Regions from separate parts of the Mus musculus genome. Here region 2 is linked to region 1. Evidence: chromatin loops called from intact Hi-C (ENCODE). Cell type or tissue: left cerebral cortex. All regions are shown on one strand. Region 1 holds the start of LOC108168808 (a long non-coding RNA gene). Region 2 overlaps Rbm39 (RNA binding motif protein 39).

Region 1 (4,000 bases):
GCCATCTTTTGATACATATGTAGCTAGAGTCAAGAGCTCCGGGGTACTGGTTAGTTCATAATGTTGTTGCACCTACAGGGTTGCAGATCTCTTTAGCTCCTTGGATACTTTCTCTAGCTCCTCCATTGGGGGCCCTGTGATCCATCCAATAGCTGACTGTGAGCATCCACTTATGTGTTTGCTAGGCCCTAAAATATAAATCTTAAAAACATATTCAATACCTTTTGCCATCTGTGGCCTACCTTCCCAAGCCCACCCTCACTCCAAGTGTCCTTTGCTCTTGCCACAAAGCATCAGCTGCAGTCTCAAGTCATCTTCCTTCATGACATTAGTACATTGTATGCACCTTCCTTTCACCTTAACTCCCAAGGTCCAGTTCCCTGTCTGTGTTCCATCAGCTCCTCTCCCTAACTGAATTGATGCCTTCTTTGAGTTTTCAGTTGCACTTACAGTTTCTGTAGTGTCATGACAACTGTAGGTGTTTGCATGACTTTCCGTGTTTCTGTGCTGTGACCACCTGTCTCATGAATGAATGAATGAAAAACTTGTTTAGATTGCAAGGGAAGAAATGGAGTGATAGTTGAAAAATAAAAAGGCAGGTATTGGGAGTGTGATTTACTGTTCCTGAAAACTCAAAGTAGGAAACACTTTAACCCTTTTGTTTTTAGGCAGAACAGTCCATTGTGGAGCTGTCAGGTTCTGAGAACAGCCTGAAGGCAGAGGTAGCTGATCTTCGAGCTGCAGCTGTCAAGCTTGGGGCCTTAAACGAGGCTTTGGCTTTAGATAAAGTTGAACTGAACCAGCAGCTTCTCCAGGTGAGCGAAGGTGTGGTTCCCAGGACCGGGCTGGCTTATCTGAAGATTAGCCTCAATAGGACAGAGTCCTCAGTGGATTAGGCAGGGCTGCTCCCAGTTATAGCTGAAATGAGCAAGAGAGACATTTGCAATGTAGAGAGCAAAGGATTAGCCTTAAGCACTGTAAATCCCCCCTCACCGGCCCCCCCACACCTGCAGCAGAACCTCCGAGCATTGAATGAATGATCAGGACAGGGAAGGTCCATGTCCCTGGAAGGAGACGAAGCATTTCATGCTATTGGGTGAGGCAGATGTGCTGAATAGCCCAAATAGCCCCCAAATCATCTCTGTTGGTTAGAAATTTAACCTTCATTTTGGTAGGGAAAACTTGTTTCTTCTAGATCTCCCGAGACCCAGAAATGTCTGTATTTCCTAATTCTGGGTATTTTAGTTGGTTGGTTGAGGTTTTTTGTTGTTTTGTTTTGTTTTTATTTTGAGACAGGGTTTCATGCTGCCAAAACTGTCCTCCTGATCCTCCTTCACCTCCCAAGGGCATGTACCACCACCTGGTATTATTCTGAATTCTCTGAAAGCGAGATTTTGCCTTTTTTGTCTCTGTCCCAGCATCAGGGCCACCTAGTGCCTAGAGTGTAGACATCAGATGGAAAGAATGGATGGATCTCCCTCCCTGTGTTCACTGTAGGTGGTTTCTGTAGAAGCAGAGGGAGCTTTAACCTTTACCTTTGATGCCCTGCACTCTTTCTCTTCTCTTTCCGGCCAGTAGTTGGAGCAGGAGAACCAGTCTCTATGCAGCAGAGTGGAGGCCGCAGAGCAGCTGAGAAGCGCTTTGCAGGTGGACCTGGCGGAGGCAGAAAGGCGCAGGGAAGCCCTGTGGGAGAAGAAAACTCAGCTGGAGACTCAGCTGCAGAAGGCAGAGGAAGCGGGGGCTGAGCTACAGGCAGAGCTGAGGGGCACCCGAGAAGAAAAGGAAGAGCTTAAAGATAAATTAAGTGAGGTGAGAGGCCATTGCGGGTGTCACTTGCAGTGTGTTACATACTTGTTGTAAGCAGAAAGACTGAGAAGTGATGTGAGTGAGGCGGGTCTTCCCACTGTTTTAATGCGTTTCTATGGAGTCCTGCGCTCACCCCCACATGCCAGTCCCCATGTGCTTCCTGCAGTCTCTCCCTCACTTCATACTCAGTGCGAACGTGTATCGTCTTCCTGCTGTAATTACTTGTCTGTATATCCTTCACAGTCAGCCAAATTATTTACTTAGTTAGTTTGGTCATTTGAGAGAAAATCTAACTCTAGCCCTAGATGGCCTGGAATTCACGCTGTGAACCAGGCTGTCCTCAACTTACAGTGTCCCTCCTGCCTCTGCCTCCTGAGTGCTGAGATTATAGCTACCAGTTACAGCTGTGCATGTGTCGTGTGGACCGGCTGTCTGTCTCTCTGTTTGCTTTTTGAGACAAAGTCTACCTGTGGGGTTTTTTTGGTTTTTGTTTTTTGTTTTTTGAGTCACAGCTTGAGGGGACATGGTCTGTCAAAGTGGGGGAAGCATGGCAGCAGATGTCTCTGTGGTGGCCAGAATTTGTGGCAGCTGCTCACTTGCATCAGGAGACAGGAAGGGGACAAGGTGTCCCCTGGGCTTTCTGCTGTTGCCCTTTTTAGAATCTACAACTCCAGCTCATGAGGCGTCTCCATCCACATTCAGATGGTTCCCCTTCCTTCCTTATCCTCTCTGGAAACATCCTCACAGACACACAGAGGCGTGGCTCCTCGGGGATTCTCAATCACGAAGTTGACAGTGAAGATCAATCATGACAGGCATACTTTTCCCTACCAGACTGCTCACTGCCCTGATGCTTGGAGCATTAGGGCAATACTTAGAGTATCCCATTCTTAGAGCCCCTTCCCAGGTCATTACCCACTTTCTTAGCATATACAGGTCCTGCTGGCCTCAGTATAGTGCCTTGCTCATTGGAGAACATCCTTTCTGGTCCGGGGACTCCTGGTTGATCAAGGACAGACAGACAGACAGACAGACAGACATAAATGCCAGTTATTCAACAATGCTCGATCTCACAGTGTGGAGTTCAGAATCCTTGAAGACTCACTGGCCTTGACTTGCTGTTAGTAGCTCTGGAGCAAGAATCCTGGGATTGTGCCTTACTCTGTGTCTCACCAATTTCTCTCCCTCAGGCACATCACCAGCAAGAAACAGCTACAGCTCACCTAGAACAGCTGCATCAGGACGCAGAAAGACAGGAAGAAACACTTGCTAGGGCAGTCCAGGAGAAGGAAGCCCTAGTACGGGAGAGGGCAGCTCTTGAGGTGCGCCTGCAGGCTGTGGAGCGGGACCGACAGGACCTCACTGAACATGTCCTGGGGCTCAGGTAGGGCCCACACTTAGTTCATCCGAGCACAGAGAGCTTTGCAAGGGTAAGGGTAGCCAAGCTAAGCTCCCTGTCCTCAGTGTATGCATTCTAAAAGAGCTGTAGACGTGTGATTGCCCTAGAGCTTCCCTGGTGACCTGTACTTAAAACCCAGTCCCTCTTGAGAAAGGGTAAGGGGCTTGATGGGTTAGAACTCTCCCTGATTCCTAAATCTTATAGGTCAGCCAAGGAGCAACTGGAGAGCAATCTATTTGAGGCCCAACAGCAAAATTCTGTGATACAGGTCACCAAGGGGCAGCTGGAGGTCCAGATTCAAACTATTATCCAAGCCAAGGAAGTAATTCAAGGTGAGAGCCCAGCTGGAATGGGGCACACTGCATTCCAAAGAGATAGTAACAGCCAAGAAAGCAGTGAGAGCTTTCTTCTGCCAGACTCGGGCTCTGAGAGGAAGTTGCTCCTGAGGCGGGTGGGCAGGGAGAAAGAGCAGGGCAGAGGCTCAGAGGCGATCTTACCTGATGTCATAGGGGAAGTGAAATGCCTGAAGCTGGAACTGGATGCTGAGAGGACCCGGGCAGAGCAGGAGTGGGATGCAGTAGCCAGGCAGCTAGCCCAAGCTGAGCAGGAGGGGCAAGCATCTCTGGAGCGACAGAAGGTGGCCCACGAGGAGGAGGTGAACAGGCTGCAAGAGAAATGGGTAGGTGGTGGATGTGATTGGGACATAGGGGAGGCAGACATGGCCTCCCTTCAGTGAGCCTGCCGCCTGCTGCCTCTTGGTCCAGATAATGCTTAGAAGAATGAAATATGGGGGGG
Region 2 (4,000 bases), 200 kb after region 1:
ACACATTTCATTCAAAAACTTGTGACACAGTGTCTCATAAAATCCAAATAATACCTAGAACTGTTTTTTCTCCTGTCTCAAACTGAGATTTCAATGTTGAATTACAGGCCTCAACCCCCTTATTCATCTTTTTCTTACCTTCCCTCACTCCCTCCCCCTTCTCAAGGCAGGATACAGACTTGACTACACTGGAACTCACTATAATCCAGACTCAGAGATCCTAACTGACTCTGCCTTCTGAGTATTGGGTTTGAAGGTGTATGCTACCACAAGCACCCAGGATTTTGTGTGTGTCTTTTAATTTAAAAAGGTTCTCACTATGTCTTTTCAGCTGACCTAGAACTCACTATCCTAGATCCTGTCTGACTAGTGCTGAAATCAAATGTGTGCCACCTTGCCCAGTTTCCATGTAGTAATTCTTAAGCGAGTATCAGAACATTCACAGTACTATATTGATTAGGGTAGAAGGTATTAAATGTAAAGACAATTTCACTCAGAAAAAAAGAAAAAATGATGCTTTTATGATTCAAAGAGAAGTTTCAGTTCAGTTTTGGAATATACCTGATCCACAGACCAACACCAATATTGCAAAAAATAATAAAGAGGGTTATTTTCACATTAAAGCATAATACAAGTAATTTTGGTACCTTTTTAAAGACAAAGCTTACTTCTTAAAGGATCATAAGATACATGTCCCATAGTGTTCAATCATGGTCATTAAAGAGGACTGGCTCAGTAGATAAGAGCGCTGGTTGCTCTTCCAGAAGTCTTGAGTTCAATTCCCAGCAACCACTTGGTGGCTCTTGTCGTTCAAAAATAGGGTCTAATGCTCTTCTGCCATACAGGAACACATGGAAATTGAGCACTCATGTATAAATAAAATAAGTTCTTAAAATTTTACATTTAGTTTTAAGAAAAACTTATAATCAAGTTGTTTCAAATAAAATTCTTCTGTCCCCTCTAACTCAGACTTTTTTTTTCCAAGACAGGGTCAGGGTTTCCTGGCTGCCCTTGAACTCACTTTGTAGAGCATGCTGGCCTCAAACTCAGAAATTGCCTCTGCCTCCCAAGTGCTGAGATTAAAGGGGTATGCCACCAACACCAGGCCAGACTTTTTTTTTTTTTTTTTAAATAGGGTACATAAGCCTGAGTTTTTTTGCAATTCACTTTGTAAATCAATGTGGGCTGAAACTTAGCAGTGATCCTCTTGCTTTGCCTTTCTAATCCATAATAGTAAGACAATTATTGGACAGATTACTGTCCAATCAAGTACATATAAATACTTAACAAGCTATTTTTTCTCTTCTGTTATACATAATACAGAAAAGTATTATTGGAGACAGGGTGTAATTAAAAATACAGTATGTAAACCAGGCTGGCCTTGAACTAACATAGATCTGCATCTGCCAGTCTGATTATATTTCTCTTTGTTATAAAACTGCCTAGCTGGGGCTGGTGAGATGGCTCAGTGGGTAAGAGCACCCGACTGCTCTTCCGAAGGTCAGGAGTTCAAATCCCAGCAACCACATGGTGGCTCACAACCATCCATAACAAGATCTGACTCCCTCTTCTGGAGTGTCTGAGGACAGCTACAGTGTATTTACATATAATAAATAAATAAATATTTAAAAAAAAAAAATAAAACTGCCTAGCTAACCACCACGAGATTCAATTTAAACCAAAACAAGAAATATTTAAATTAATTCAAACTTGAATAAAAGGCAGCCATCAATAATAGCTTCTCAAAAAAGTATTCTGGTGCTGGAGAGATGGCTCAGTAGTTAAGACTGCTCTTCCAAAGGTCCTGAGTTCAATTCCCAGCAACCACATGGAGGCCCACAACCATCTATAATGGGATCTGATGTCCTCTTCTGGTCTGTCAGAAGGTAGAGACACTGTACTCACATTCTTGAAATAAGTTAATAAATCTTTAAAAAACAAAACTAGCATTCTGATTTTTAAAGCATCTGTCCCCTATTTAATTCACCCCAGTTAAGAAAACTTACAATCTTAAAGACTGTAAATCTTGAGGAAAGGAACAAAAAAATTTCTAATATATAACTCAGAATTAAAAATAGTCTCATGGGGGTTGGGGATTTAGCTCAGTGCTATTGTGCTTGCCCAGCAAGCAAAAAGCCTTGGTTTGGTCCTCAGCTCCTGAGAGAGAGAAAATAAGAATAAAAATAGTATCATAGCAGTACTACCAGCATGAAGTCTATAATGTAAGGCAATTAACATAAGCCATAAAAACAAACACAGAGGGGCACCCATACTTAGGTACACACACTAGACTACAAAGGATCCAGAATCCAAACACACTTAACTTCAGTTAATACCAGTATCTGATTAGTATTTTGTTGACTATTATTAGTTTTTGGGTTTTTTTTGTTTTTTTTTTAAAGATTTTTTTATTTATTATATGTAAGTACACTGTAGCTGTCTTGAGACACTCCAGAAGAGGGCGTCAGATCTTGTTACAGATGGTTGTGAGCCACCATGTGGTTGCTGGGATTTGAACTCTGGACCTTCCGAAGAGCAGTCGGGTGCTCTTACCCACTGAGCCATCTCACCAGCCCATTAGTTTATGTTTAAGTGTATTCTTTTTTTTTGAGACAGGATTTCTCTGTGTAGCTGTCCTGGAACTCACTTTGTAGACCAGGCTGGCCTCTGCCTCTGCTGGGATTAAAGGCGTGTGCCACCACACCCGGCTGAGTATATTCCTTAGCAAAAAAGCTCAGTGGCTGATTCAGTTGCTCATCTTTAATTTCAAGTCTAAACTACTTAAATCTTGTAAACATATTGGGTAAAGGAAATAAAGCTTTTGGCCTAGCTGAAATCTATACGGACTGACTGGCACCTGGCATCACACAAGCATAAATACTTTCAAAAATAGTTTTAAGGGGGCTGGTGAGATGGCTCAGTGGGTAAGAGCACCCGACTGCTCTTCCGAAGGTCCGAAGTTCAAATCCCAGCAACCACATGGTGGCTCACAACCATCCGTAATGAGATCTGACTCCCTCTTCTGGAGGGTCTGAAGACAGCTACAGTGTACTTACATGTAATAAATAAAATAAACCTAAAAAAAAATATATAGTTTTAAAAGGTGTGCTTAGTAAAGAATTAAAGACTCATTTAATCCTTGCTTAGAAATGCAGTTTCGGGCTGGTGAGATGGCTCAGTGGTTAAGAGCACTGACTGCTCTTCCAAAGGTCCTGAGTTCAAATCCCAGCAACCACATGGTGGCTCAAAACCATCTGTAACAAAAATCTGATGCCCTCTTCTGGAGTGTCTGAAGACAACTAGAGTGCACACACATATAATAAATAAATAAATAAATCTTAAAAAAAAAAAAAAAAGAAATGCAGTTTCTTCACAAAGCTGTTAATACAGGTAAAAAAAAACTTCTTTTTTGACTTTTTTCTTTTTTTGTTTTGTTTTTTTCGAGACAGGGTTTATCTGTATAGCCCTGGCTGTCCTGGAACTCACTTTGTAGACCAGGCTGGCCTTGAACTCAGAAATCCGCCTGTCTCTGCCTCCCGATTGCTGGGATTAAAGGCATGCGCCACCACGCCCGGCTTTTTGACTGTTTTCAAGACAGAGTTTCTGTTTGTGGCTATGGCTGTCCTTGAACTTAAAGATCTGAATGTTGTCACTAAATGCATGAGCCATCATATTCCTAGCCAAATGCCTATTTTTTAACAGCTGTAATGAATTAATTATACACTTGTTTAAATAATGCGTATAAGTTCCAGTAACTTTATCTACAAACCCCTTCCAATTTACTCTAAAACCTTATATAGAAATAATAGGCCGGGCAGTGGTGGCGCATGCCTTTAATCCCAGCACTTGGGAGGCAGAGGCAGGTGGATTTCTGAATTTGAGGCCAGCCTGGTCCACAAAGTGAGTTCCAGGACAGCCAGCACTATACAGAGAAACCCTGTCTCGAAAAAAACCAAAAAAAAGAAAAAAAAAGAAAAAAAAGAAAGAAATAATAGGAGCA

The links. Peaks named below come from ENCODE experiments on the same cell type or tissue, not always from the same donor. Only the 100,000 strongest peaks of a DNase experiment are listed, where the experiment ranks them.
Region 2: a loop joins it to region 1, with 3 times the contacts of the local background. A loop is called at or near these places in 1 of 42 quality-filtered maps.

What each region holds. Positions count from the first base shown.
Region 1 is chr2:155,972,675-155,976,674 of GRCm38, forward strand. Cep250 (centrosomal protein 250) reads left to right here. Exons shown (of 33, transcript NM_001130000.1): 14 at 669-815; 15 at 1,579-1,809; 16 at 2,997-3,190; 17 at 3,410-3,537; 18 at 3,715-3,884. LOC108168808 (a long non-coding RNA gene) reads right to left here and starts at 2,997. Exons shown (of 4, transcript XR_001783524.2): 1 at 2,912-2,997; 2 at 2,726-2,805; 3 at 1,536-1,683; 4 at 601-918. In left cerebral cortex, no CTCF peak of the experiment used is centred here; DNase peaks (open chromatin) are centred at 1,683 and 1,894.
Region 2 is chr2:156,168,325-156,172,324 of GRCm38, forward strand. The region is part of intron 4 of Rbm39 (RNA binding motif protein 39); the gene reads right to left. Among named protein-coding and RNA genes, the nearest start is that of Rbm39, 9.9 kb to the right of the region's middle. In left cerebral cortex, a CTCF peak has its summit at 2,460 (motif pointing right); no DNase peak of the experiment used is centred here.